Regions from separate parts of the Homo sapiens genome. Here region 1 is linked to region 2. The links are chromatin contacts, found by Hi-C or POLR2A ChIA-PET in ENCODE. All regions are on one chromosome and are shown on one strand. Each heading gives the region's core, a stretch centred on a gene start or an enhancer-like site at or near the end of the contact. The rest is flanking DNA. Distances are from core to core; before and after follow the strand shown.

What was found. Hi-C counts contacts between places; a loop is a spot of excess contacts on that map. ChIA-PET counts read pairs that join two places held with the same protein, here RNA polymerase II (POLR2A). Pooled maps may share reads with other maps.
Region 1: a loop to region 2 is called in a pooled map, with 17 times the contacts of the local background. The contact joins the enhancer-like site here to the promoter of PARK7 in region 2. A Hi-C loop is called at or near these places in 1 of 168 maps with a recorded cell type or tissue (HCT116) and 13 of 50 pooled maps. POLR2A ChIA-PET finds 5 or more read pairs at or near these places in 2 of 52 experiments (PC-9 and activated naive CD4-positive, alpha-beta T cell).

The regions. Positions count from the first base shown.
Region 1 is chr1:8,701,208-8,707,311 of GRCh38, reverse strand. All of the region lies in intron 1 of RERE (arginine-glutamic acid dipeptide repeats), which reads left to right. Among named protein-coding and RNA genes, the nearest start is that of RERE, 110 kb to the left of the region's middle. RefSeq lists silencers at 3,659-4,278, 5,994-6,093. Within about 2 kb of position 3,916, at least 32 of the 41 ENCODE cell types and tissues checked have a DNase peak (open chromatin) inside an H3K27ac peak, as active enhancers do; they include HCT116 and PC-9, where a contact is called at or near this core.
Region 2 is chr1:7,956,728-7,963,346 of GRCh38, reverse strand. It overlaps PARK7 (Parkinsonism associated deglycase), which reads right to left and starts at 1,636. Exons shown (of 7, transcript NM_007262.5): 1 at 1,554-1,636; 2 at 472-584. The coding sequence starts at 561. RefSeq lists enhancers at 1,196-1,255, 1,306-1,355, 1,556-1,605, 1,001-1,784, 1,986-2,085 and 1 more and a silencer at 1,736-1,835.

The sequences.
Region 1 (6,104 bases), core at 2,667-5,166, 740 kb before region 2:
AATGTTAGTTTAACTAGACTTTCGATTTAATTATAACTGTTAGGATAAAGTCAGATGTCAGCTCACTTGGCTGCATGCTGAGGCCTGTAGAATATAGAGTGCTTTGCTTCCAGCCACATCTGTTGTCTCCTCTCATTATCTGTTAATGGTACTCAACTTGACAGGGTTGTTTTGATAAATGACGGGTGTTATGGAAACGGAGAGCTGGAATTTGTGTGGAATGGAGCTTAGGACAAAAAGAAGCAATGGTGCAGACCAGGCCAGGGAGATAACATGGGAACCAAGGAATCCCTTGTGGAATGCTGACAGTCATAATGAGTATTAATTTGGGAGGGATGTGGTATATCTAATATTTTTCATTTATCTTACATAATTATTCTTCCTATTACTTTTTCATGTGGTCATGTGCAAAACACCTGAAAAATTATAGTTTTTGTTGTAATAACTTTGATTTTTCCTCTTCACAAAGTAATTTACAAACTCATACTAATGAGGGTTAAAACAAATGTTTCACTTTGAGGAGTACACCCACCATTGAGTTCCTAGGTGGAAAGAGCTCTTTCGAAGGCTTCCATGTCAGGTCTGTTACTTAGAGAAAAAAACCTGAAAATAAAGTAAGTTCAGTGTAAAAGGGAGGTAAGAATGAACTCCCCTCATTCACAGCAGAATTTGGTAGTGCTTTTGCATTCTGAGAAGCTTTGAAGACAAACTAGTGTACAAAGTACTTTCTAAGTTTTATATTCTGTTTATATTGCTCTGTGTGTATACAAGATTTAGTCCTCTGTCCAGTTTACCTGTGGCTGTTTGCATATCCCTTAAGGGCTGGGTAATAGGAAGAACTTGGCTTGAATAAACTAGCGATGGCTTCTATACTTCATTAACTCTTAAAAAGTGTAGCTTGGAAATAGGACACTAGTTAGGATCTCTGTGTTTTTGAGTAACCCCAGGCACAATTATTTTATATCTTCATAAAATGGGGATAAAAATCCTCCTTTTTACTAGACTTTTTATTTTTCTAAATTTTTTTTTAGAGACTGAGTCTTGTTATGTTGCTGGACTCAAACTCCTAGGCTCAAAGGATCCTCCTGTCTCAGCCTCCTGAGCGGCTGGGACTACAGGCGTGAACCACCACTCTTGGCTTACTAGGCTTTTAAAGGTTAATAGAAGACATTCTTTTTTTTTTTTTTTTTTTTTTTTTGGAGACGGAGTCTTGCTCTGTCACCCAGCCTGGAGTGCATGGCAATATCAGCTCACGGCAAGCTCCACCTCCTGGGTTCACACCATTCTCCTGCCTTAGCCTCCCTAGTAGCTGGGACTACAGGTGGCCGCCACCACGCCCGGCTAATTTTTTGTATTTTTAGTAAAGACAGGGTTTCACCATGTTAGCCAGGATGGTCTCGATCTCCTGACCTCATGATCTGCCCACCTCGGCCTCCCAAAGTGCTGGGATTATAGGCGTGAGCCACCGCATCCGGCCAATAGAAGATATTCTTATTTGCATAGATGTTACTTATTTGAGATAGGCTTCTTTGTGCCAAGAAATGTGCAGAGAATATATGGAGTGAGTAAAGCAGTGTTGTTGACCTCAGTTCATTTATTCATTCAACAGATTTGTGTACCTGACATAAATCTACATGATGAGCAAACATATAGAACCTTCTCTATAGAACTCTATGGAACTGTTTAGAAGGGGCTATGAGTGTTAAAAAAAATCACACCCATGACTTACAAACGGAGATCAATGCTGTGAAGGAGGAACACAGTTCTATGAGAACTTATAACAAAGGAACTTGACCTAGAATGGGATCTCAGGGGAAGCTTCTCTGAAAAAGTGATGTTTGACCTGAGATCTGAAGGAGGCTTTAAACGGTCTGTGAGTGGCTGTTTGGGGCTGCAAGGAGATTATTCCTGCTCTGGTGGGAAGAAGCCTGCTGGCCTGTGGTAGAAATCCCTATACCTGGGGGAAGTGGAAAAACTGGTGTAACTGCAAAGTGGGGGGCTGGGTGCAGGTTGGATTAGCAGCAGGTGCAAGATGAGCACAAAAGAATTTGAGTGGCATAAAATGCTGTCAAAGCATTTAGAATCCCTGAGAGACTAGGTACAGTATGAATTCAGAATAGAGCGGTTTGCTTCTTCTCACCAGCCTTTTCCAACTCACTATAAACTGGCACTTTTAAAATGGTCTGTAGAAAAGAAAAAAGAAATTCTTTTCAGCCTGTGCCATGTGTCTGGATATAGCTGGTTAGAAAATTGGAAGTGTGTCCAAGTACAGGAGTAGCTTTGTAGCAAGGCTTTAGGATCAATTTCATCTCTGACATATATGGAGTAATCTCATAGCCACTTGGATATGAAGCAGATTTTCAAGTCACAGGTCCCCCTCAGGATGGTTTCACTGAGGAATGGTGTTTAGTGGAGCTTATAGCAGAGCTAGATTTGCACTACAGACCATCTCTGATTTGTATTGATCACAGCCACCTTTCAGGGGGGCAAAGACATTATGCCTCATCAGCTCTTGCTCTCAGTACATGTGCTGTGTTAGGAGTTTGAGACAGATATTTCTATGTCCTGTAGAATAACTTGATTTGTCTTTAAAGAGAGACCAGCAGAGTTATCTTTAAATAGCAAACATGCATGTGCATGTCTGTTTGGCTGTCTGTGGCAACAAAGCAGGACCCCTGGGTTCTATTCAGCCTGGCCCCACCCCCATCTTGTTGAGAGACTATAGGCAAATCACTTTAATCTGTCTAAATTTCTCTGTTTATTGGAAAGAGAGTACCTGATAATGCAGCCACTTTATAGGGCCTTGGAAAGTCTAATTAACATTTATGAAGCTATTTGAGAGTTCCATGAAACTTGCCTGGAAGGGGAAAGGTGTAATAGTGAAGATACCAGAAGTAATCATTTAAATTTTCAGCTTGTACCTTTCTAATTTGGGTTGACACTGAGTGAACTTAATAGTTAGAATTTGTATTTTATAGGAATACATTTAAAAAATTCCTATACAATGTCTTTGGGAGGACAAAATGATCTTGGCTATCACCACTAGAGAATACATGCTTTAAATGTACTTTAATTTTAATAAAATTTAGCAAGTTGATATATATATTTTTTACCAGAATTAATTGTGGGTGGGTAAGAAATTAGTTTGAAATTAACAGTTGGTAATCTGTTAAGATTCACATAAAAATTGAATTAATGAGGGAGTTTGGAATCTGGTAGCTGGTAGGTTATATGTTTATTTAAAGCCACATGGTAAGGAATGTGCACTTATTTTGCTTCCTTATTAGATGAATTTCAATCATGCACAATTTAAGCTATGTCTTGTCTAACAGATGGATCTTTATTTACTTGTGGAAAAGGGATTGGTGAGATTTTTAAACAAATGGCTTGCAGAGAATTCTTAATGTGTAAGGAAAACTGGGGTCAGAAGTGTTCTTTGACACGAAACAATGCTGCTTTCTCCCGGTGCATCTTTGAAATAAATGTTTAGCTTGTCTGTGATTGTTGGTTGTTTCATCTGCATTTATTAGACGTCAGAGGTGGTTGGCATTAATATTCCTGGCAGAAGCAGAGGCAGCTCTAGGATGTGTGAAATGCTGATCACTCACAGGGATGCGCTGCCTCTTTAATATCTTGCTTGCAGATGCATTTTCTAGCTGACCACGCTATTAAGAGCTGCCATCAATCACGCAGGCTCCCAGTTCCGGCTGTCGGAGGGGAGGGAGGATTGGAGCGGGTGGAGGCTGGCCAAGCAACGAAGGAGATAAAATTGCAGCTGGCATTGTGTGTGCGCGCGCCCGCGGCGGCGGCCAGCAGGGGTGCGCGCGGAGCGGGCTGGGCTCCAGCCCGGGTTTTGCCGGCCGCCGCCGTCGCGGGGAGTCTGCTCTTTCTCTCCCGGCGTCTGGGTCACCGGCATGTGGCAGTGCTGGCCCGGCCTCCCGGGCTGAAGGAGTGCGAGCTGAGTGCCGCGGCCGTGGGCAGCAGGCTCGGGCCAGGGCGGCCGCCTCCCTAGCCGCGGGCGGGGCCCCGCGCGGCCACCGCCTCCCGGAGCCGCCAAGCCGCCGGGACCTGCGCCCGCGCCGCGGTGCCCTGCGGCCGCTCAGGCCTCCTTTTGTTTTAGCAAGTGCACTTCACTCCCCGGGCCCCCACCTGCCCGCCTGCGCCGCCCCTTTCCGCGGGTCCGGAGTTGGCGGGGCCCTGCGCCGGAGGAGGAGGACCAGGCCCGCGGGCTCAGCTCTCGCCGCCAGCGGGCCGCAGGCAAGTGGCCGGCGGCCTCGTGCGTCGAGGGGGACGCGAATCTCGGGCCAGAAAGTTGGACAAGTGCGGGCGGGGGGCTCGGGGTGGGTGCACGGAGTGTTCCAGCCGACCCTAGAAAGATGGAACTCGGGTGTTCCTAAGAATGATGATGGCTTTCCAGGAACGGGGAGTCAGTATTTGCCGTGTCCCATTGCATTTCTGTTGGGCTCACTAGTTTTTAAGTAGCCCCAAACTCTTGAAATCTCAGTTAATTAAATCGAACAGAAAACATTTTTTTGAGGGGGGAGAGAAAACACTATTTAAAAATACATGTATATGTATATATTTTTATTTTTTTCTTCTGAAAGGAAAGTGCTTTTGAAGCCGAGTATAATGCAGAAGTCGCTCTTTGATCAGAAACTTCATTGCTTTACTGTGGAATAAACAAGTTTAAAAATAAAATGAATTTGATGGACTTGATTTGAGGCTACTTAAGTGACAAATGAAATTTTCTTCTTGGACCGAACTACTGTTATTTTGCCAGAGTAGCTAAAATGCGGAGGTACTCTTGACGATTGTTTTACGTTTAAATTGTTAAAAGAATTTTTTAGTGTGGGATGCTGTCTTCCTTGTTTCTCCTCTCTTGTTTACTCAACTCTTGTTTTCTGAAACTGTAGGGAGACCTGCTTGACCACTTTTTGTTTGCTGAGAAGGAAACTCCTGTAATAGGTTACTTTGTTTTACTTGCAGCCCTTAAGCGTCCCTGGCGCACATGTGCCCCGCGCTCTGTGGGCATTGTTTGGCTGGAGGCCTCTCAGCCACACGGAAAATCTAAAAAATGGTCTGTGAATGAACACGGGTGTCTACAGAGAAATTCCATTTTCCCTTTGTGCCTCTGTGTTTTAAGATTGAGACACTGAGTAAAAGTTGAGAACAGATTTAACAAAGTCCTCACAATTCTGTGCCAAAATTACTGTTTTGAGTTCTGGCTTTTTTTTTTTTTTCCTCTTTCTGGAAACTCCAAATTTAAAGTAGACATGATTTGAAACCTTACAGATGGGAACAATATCCCATGTAAGCACGTTGATCTGTGGGCAATTATTTCCAGAAGCACAACCAACTCTACATTTTTATGCATGTGTTAGACTTGGGCTCTGAGAGGCAGTTGCCTTTCTGAATATTTACATTGCCTAGTAAATTACACAAGGCAGATTTTTAGATGCTTAACAGCAGCTTCACAATAGTGTGGGGGCAGCAGAGTTGAGCTTGTATTTTTTTTTTCTAACTCTGTAATTTAGTAGTGTTTAAACTATTTTATAAAGATCCCTGGGACCAGTGAAAGATGGTTTTTCAGTCCAGAGCAGTTGAGCGCTCATTGTACTCCGGCAGGCGCTGGCGCTTGGCAGGCTGCACTTGAAATGTTATTTGATCTGGTTGCATGATAGAATTGACCAAGATTACACTTTTTCCCTCCCCGTGGCTGATGAAAGCAATGCATCTGCGAGAAGTGTTCAATAACATATTTAAAGACTTAACCCACATTCATTCACTCTAAGATTTCCAGAAAAAGGCCGTTTAGATTTTTGTCTTGTTTTGTGGTTTTTGCATTTATGAATTGAGGCAAGAGCTGACGTAATGTAGCTGTACCACTTCCTTTGTGTGTGTGTTTTTATAGCGTATAGGATATGTTACAATCTACATGGTTGTGATTATTTTTGAAATGCCTGAGAGAGGGAGGGAGGGAGTGTGTGCGTGTGTGTGTGTGTGTGTGTGTGTGTGTGTGTGTGTATTCCCCTCACCCCCATCCCGGTGCCTTCAGCTATATGGCAATTCATTTTTTACATTGTAGGTTAGGGGAGGGAAGACTG
Region 2 (6,619 bases), core at 387-2,886:
ACGCCTGTAGTCCTAACACTTTGGGAGGCCTGAGGCGGGTGGACAACTTGAGCTCAGGAGTTGGAGAGCAGCCTGGGCAACATGGCAAAACCCTGTCTCTACAAAACATACAAAAATTAGCCAGGTGTGGTGGCACGCATCTGTAGTCTCAGCTATTTGGGAGGCTGAGGTGGGAAGATGGTTTGGGCCCAGGAGGCAGAGACCGAAATGAGCCAAGATCCTGCCATCGCACTCCAGCCTGGACGACAGAGCTCAAAACAAAAGAGAAATGGGTCTGAAGGAAATATGGCAAGACATTAACAAGCGTTAAATGTGAGCAGTGGATCAACAGGTATTTATTCTTATGTCATCTCTGAAATTTTGTGTATATTTGAAATATTTCATAGAGCACTTTGAATATTTTATTCAAAATGATTTAAAAATCCAAAAACATTTAAAACAGGAATGGCTAAAAATCGATGTGGGACTTACCCCAGCTCGCCTCATGACATCTACAGGGATGACCGTCTCCATTTCCTCTGCTCCTTTAGCCAGGATGACCAGAGCTCTTTTGGAAGCCATTTTTATGTTATATGTTTACAAGCCTTAAAAAAAAAAAAAAAAAAAGATTTCAAAAAACTTTCATTGCAACCCTGAGATACCCCAAAATTTAAAGTTTAGGAGCATTTTCAAGCAGAGTAAGTACTTCCTAGGGAAACGGTTTTCATAGACAACTGAATACGAAAAAAGCAGCAGTTTAGTTATCTTAACGTTGATTTGTATAGCAGTTTTAATTGCTCTGAGATGAAAACATAATGAGGGTGCTAAAAGGTGTAGTATTGCTTAGATTTTCTTCTACCATGTTCTCTTAAATCCAACTTTAATAGTATGTTGCAAATGGGTTTTTTAAAAATACAAGTACGTGGGTCTCCTGCATTTCACACAATGCGGGGAAACAGTCTTTTTTGAAGCACTGTTTCAGAGAAACGACTAAACTGAATTTCATGGGCAAAAATTTAAATGTGGTCTTTCGCAATTAACTTGTAATTTTTTGGAGGGGATTTTTGTTTTCTTAGTTATAACTGTACTAAAAAATTGTGTGTGGGGGTCAACAGTGTTAAATGTCTGAACACTTTTTTTAATGACTGAGAAAGATGGAAATCCCCTCACTGAAGTCAACCCAACTACATCTGTCTCTCTGCGCGGAGTTCTCACTGCCAACGACAGCAGCTCAACGAGGTTCCGAATTTTTTTTAGCCTATTTACAGATTATCTGGAGGGTTTACCGTCCACGCAAAACAGAGTTTAATAAAACGGCTAGCCAGTTCCATGCCGGCGAGAGGTTAGGCAGAAGATTCTGGACGCTTCAGCGTTGCCACCACGCTGGCGGTCAGTCAAATCCAACGCCAGCGACAGGGCCCGACTGGGAGGCCGGAAGCGAGGGCGGCCCCGACCCAGGCCCCGCGCCGGTTCTGAGCCAGCGGGACACCGTCCAGCACAGGGACACCGTCCAGCACCCCCACGCCGCCCAGCGCCACGGCCCACACATGCGCCGCGCCCCCGCTGGCGCTGACCTGCACCCCGCGCCTCTTCCTGCGGACGCGGCGCCCCGGCCCGTTGGGTACCACTCACCCCACACCAGGCTGAAAATGAACGCACGCCAGCACGCACGCGCGCCGTCCGGCCTCCCTCAGCCCCACACTGCGCAGACTCACGCCGCCTTGGCCTCACGCTGCGTCACGTCCGGCCGAGTCTACCTCGGACTGAGGCGGGGGTGGCACCGGGGAGTTTCTAGCTGGACAGCCCTGGGTGAGGCGGCTCGGTCCCACATGGTACCCCCCACGAATGGCACAGTCCGGCCTGCCCCGGCGCCCGCGGGGCTTAACAGTCTCTACCGCCACCCTCCGTGAGGAGCCGGTCTCTGGAACTGCCGAGGGACTGGGGTTGTCAGAGGGGTTCCTTAGTTCGCGCTCCGTGCACGCCTGCTCCCTTTGCGTTGTTCCTTTTCTGGCGCGCCTTCCCGTTTCGCCTCTGGTCTGTTAGGACTCTGGTCCAGGCCTCCCGGACCTCTCCCCCACGCCTGGTCTCCCGATCTCGGGCGACTCTGCCGCATTTATTCACACCCGGATGTCTCAGGGGTGTGAGTTTTTTTCTCAGCATTGTTTGTTTTCTTTAACGATCCTGATGCTGCTGCACCCACAGGACTAGAGCAGTGCTGCGCACATAAGTCTAATAAGTACCAAGTTGGTCAGATGTATTTACATCATAATCTCAAGTTGTATTTATTGATATGTAAGAGACGTATGTGTTTTCTGGGTACATGTGGTATTTTGATACTTTCATATAATGTGTAATGATTAAATCAGGGTAAATGAGATCTCTATCACCTTAAACATTTGTCTTTATACTGGGAACATTCCAGTTACTCTCTTCAATAATAACATTTTAAAATATACAACAGATTACTGTTAACTATAGTCACCCTACAGAACTCTGCCAACGCTAGGTCTTATTCCCTCTTAAGGAGAGCACAGATCACCTGGTGACCATCAAGCAGGCCCCTTATCTGAGGAATTTAGAAGTAATTAGATATCCCTATTATCTAAAGTTGGCACCTGGTACCAGGTTAAATCAAAGGAAATAGTTAAAGCCCAAAATTCTTGAATGAGCTTAGAAGGATCCTGGCTAAATGAACGCAACTTGGATTGAATTTGCAAAAAATGAGACATTCGAAAAGGGACATGAAAAATCCACCGCGGCATGCTCAGTTCTCTCTTGCTGAGGCTGCACTCTTCTGCAGCGTTCTAATAAAACTTTCCTTTTTCAAACCTATATTGTTGTCGATAAATTCTTCTTACCAACCAGCAAGTCGACCACTTTCTGATGCTGGGGCTCTTGACACCTTGCCCAGCACTTCTACCAATTTTTGTACCTATTAATCACCCTGTTCATCCCCTTCTCCTGGCTACCCTTCCTGGCCTCTGGTAACCACCAACTTATCTTCATGATATCCACTTTTCAACTTCCCATTTATGAGTGAAATCATGTGATGCTTGTCTTTCTTTGCCTGGCTTGTTTCACTTAACATAATGACCTCCAGTTCCATCAATGTTGTTGCAAATAGGATTTTATTATTTTTTATGGCTGAATAGTATTCATTGTGTATATTTACATTTTATTTATCCAGTCATCCATTGATGAACATTTTGGTTGATTCCATATTTTGACTGTTGTGAACAGTGCTACAATAAGCATAGGAGTGCAAATATCTCTTTGATATATTGATTTTCTTTCTTTTTTTTTTTTTTTGAGACTCCATCTTGCTCTGTCGCCTAGCCTGAAGTGCAGTGGCACCATCTTGGCTCACTGCAACCTCTGCCTCTGTGTTGAAACAATTCTCGTGCCTCAGTCTTTCGAGTAGCTGAGACTACAGGTGTGTGCCACCATGCCTGGCTAATTTTTGTATTTTTAGTAGAGACAGGGTTTTACTATGTTGGCCAGGCTGGTCTTGAACTCCTGACCCCAAGTGATCTGCCTGCCTCGGCCTCCCAAAGTGCTGGGATTATAGGCGTGAGCTACCGTGCCTGGCCCTTCCTTTCTTTTTGGTATATACCGGTAGTGGGATTGCTGGATCATATGGTAGTTATGATTCCAGAACTTATGATTTCTCAGAAGTTAATCTTCTGAGGATTCCATATTGTTTTCCATAGTGGCTGCACTAATTGAGATGCTCGCCAACAGTGTATGAGGTTCCTTCTTCACATCCATCTCAGCATGTTATTCCCTTTTTGATAAAGGCCATTTTAACTGGGATGAGATGATATCTTACTGTCTTTATTTGCATTTCTCTGATTAGTGACATTGAGCCCTTTTTCATATCTCTTGGCCATTTGTATCTCTTCAGAAATGTCTATTCAGATCTTTTGCCCACTTTTAAATCTGATTGTTTTCTTGCTATTGAGCTCCTAATATATTCTAGTCATTAGTCCCTCATCAAATGGATAGTTTGCAAATATTTTCTCCCATTCTGTGTGTTGTCTCTTTGCTTTGTTGTTTCCTTTGCTGTGCATATACTTTTTAGTTTGATGTAATTCCATTTGTCTGTTTTTGCTTTTGTTGTCTGTGCTTTGAGGTCTTTGCCCAGATCAATACCCTGGAACATTTCCCCAGTGTTTTCTTTCTTTTCTTTTCTTTTTTTTTTTTTTTTGAGATGGAGTCTCGCTCAGCCGCCTAGGCTGGAGTGCAGTGGCGCAATCTTGGCTCACTGCAACCACTGTCTCCTGGGTTCAAGCGATTCTCTGTCTCAGCCTCCCGAGTATCTGGGATTACAGGCACCCTCCATCATGCCTGTCTAATTTTTGTATTTTAGTCCAGACAGGGATTCACCATGTTTCCCAGGCTGGTCTCGAACTCCTAACCTCAGGTGATCCACTTGCCTCAGCCTCCCAAAGTGCTGGGATTACAGGTGTGAGCCACCGTGCCTGGCCCCCCCCCCCCCAGTGTTTTCTTCTAGTAATTTCTTTTCTTTTCTTTTTTTTTTTTTTTTGAGACAGAGTCTCGCTCTGTTGCCCAGGCTGGAGTGCAATGGTGCAATCTCAGCTCATTGCAACCTCCGCCTCCCAGGTTCAAGCAATTCTCCCACCTCAGCCTCTAGAGTAGCTGGGATTGCAGGCACCTGCCATCATGCCTGGCTAATTTTTGTATTTTTAGTAGAGATGAGCTTTCACCATGTTGGCCAGGCTAGTCTCAAACTCCTGACCTCAAGTGATCTGCCCACCTCGGCCTCCCACAGTGCTGGGATTACAGGTGTGAGCCACAGCACCTGGCCTAAATACATCAGTGTTTTTAAGGTTTCAATTTAGATATTAAAATCGCGTTTCTGGCCAGGCGCGGTGGTGCGTGCCTGTAATCCCAGCACTTTGGGAGGCCAAGGTGGGCAGATCACGAGGTCAAGAGATCGAGACCATCCTGGCCAACATGGTGAAACCCGGTCTCTACTAAAAATACAAAAATTAGCTGGGCATGGTGGCTTGCACCTGTAGTCCCAATTACTCGGGAGGCTGAAGCAGGGGAATTGCTTGAACCTGGGAGGCGGAGGCTGAAGTGAGCTGAGATCGCACCACTACACTCCAGCCTGGGTGACAGAGCGAGACTCTTGTCTCAAAAAAAAAAAAAAAATCACGTTTATTTTCTTTGTTTTGTTTTTGTTTTTGTTTTGAGACAGAGTCTTGCTCTGTCATCCAGGCTGGCGTGTAGTGGCACCATCTCGGCTCACTGCAACCTCTGTCTCCCAGGTTCAAGCAATTCTCGTACCTCAGTCTCCCGAGTAGCTGGGACTACAGGCGTGCACCATCATGCCCAACTAATTTTTGTATTTTTATTAGAGACGGGGTTTCACCATGTTGGCCAAACTGGTCTCAAACTCCTGACCTCAAGTGATCTGCCCACCTCGGCCTCCCAAAGTGCTGGGATTACAGTTGTGAGCCACTGCACCTGGCCACATTTATTTCAAGAAATAAATTTTTTGTTAGTTTACAAAGCACTTTGGTATATTTCATGTGATTCTTACAATGATGGTGAGTGTGTTATTTTATTTAATTTTAAAAATTGGAGCTGTGCGGGGTGTCTCATCCCAACACTCTGGGAGGCCGAGGCGGGAGGATTGTTTGAGCCCAGGAGTTGGGGACCAGCCTGGACAACATGGCAAGACCCTGTCTCTACAAAAAATTTTAAAAATTACACGCCTATGGGTCCCAGCTACTTGAGAGGCTGACAGCGCAGCGGGGGAATCACTTGAGCCCAGGAGGTCAAGGCTGCAGTGGGTCATGATCTCATGCCACTGCACTCCAGGCTGGATGACAGAGTGAGACTGTGTCTCTAAAAAAAAAAAAAAAAAATGTGAATAATTGATGAACACTGAACTTGTGCAAAAGTCTGAAATGTCTTTAATCATATGACATTTAAGAAGAAACTTTTAGGAGTTCTGGAATGACTTCACTTTTGGCTATTTGCAAAGGAAGCAGCTGTGAAGGAGTGTGGAAAACAGGAATGACAGAGAAAGAGGAAAGACAAGTGGTCAGATGTGTGCTTCTAGAACCAAGGAGGGATACAGTTAGATGGAAGGAAAACCAAAAGAAGACAGGCTTTTTTGATCCAGTCTGCGTGGTAAACTTTTTTTTTGAGTCTCTCTGTCACCCAGGCTGGAGTGTGGGGGCATGATCTTAGCTCACTGCAACCTCTGCCTCCGGGGTTCAAGTGATTCCCCTGCCTCAGACTCCTGAGTAGCTGGGGTTACAGGCAAGCACCACCACGCCCAGCTAAATTTTCTGTGTTTTTAGTAGAGACAGGGTTTTACCATGTTGGTCAGGCTGGTCTCAAACTCCTGACCTCAAGTGATCCACCAGCCTCGGCCTCCCAAAGTGCTGGGATTACATGCGTGAGCCACCGAGCCCGGGCCCCGTGGTAAACTCCTAAAAGGAGTCACCAATGCTCCTGCTCCTGGTCTGCTACAGCATGAGACAGCCACGATAGCCTAAAGATGACAGATGTTTCAGCAGTGAGAGCCAGAGAGAATGAACTGGAGTTAACATTCCTGAGACATACGCATCACCATCAAGACCTGAAATGGACCACAGTCAGC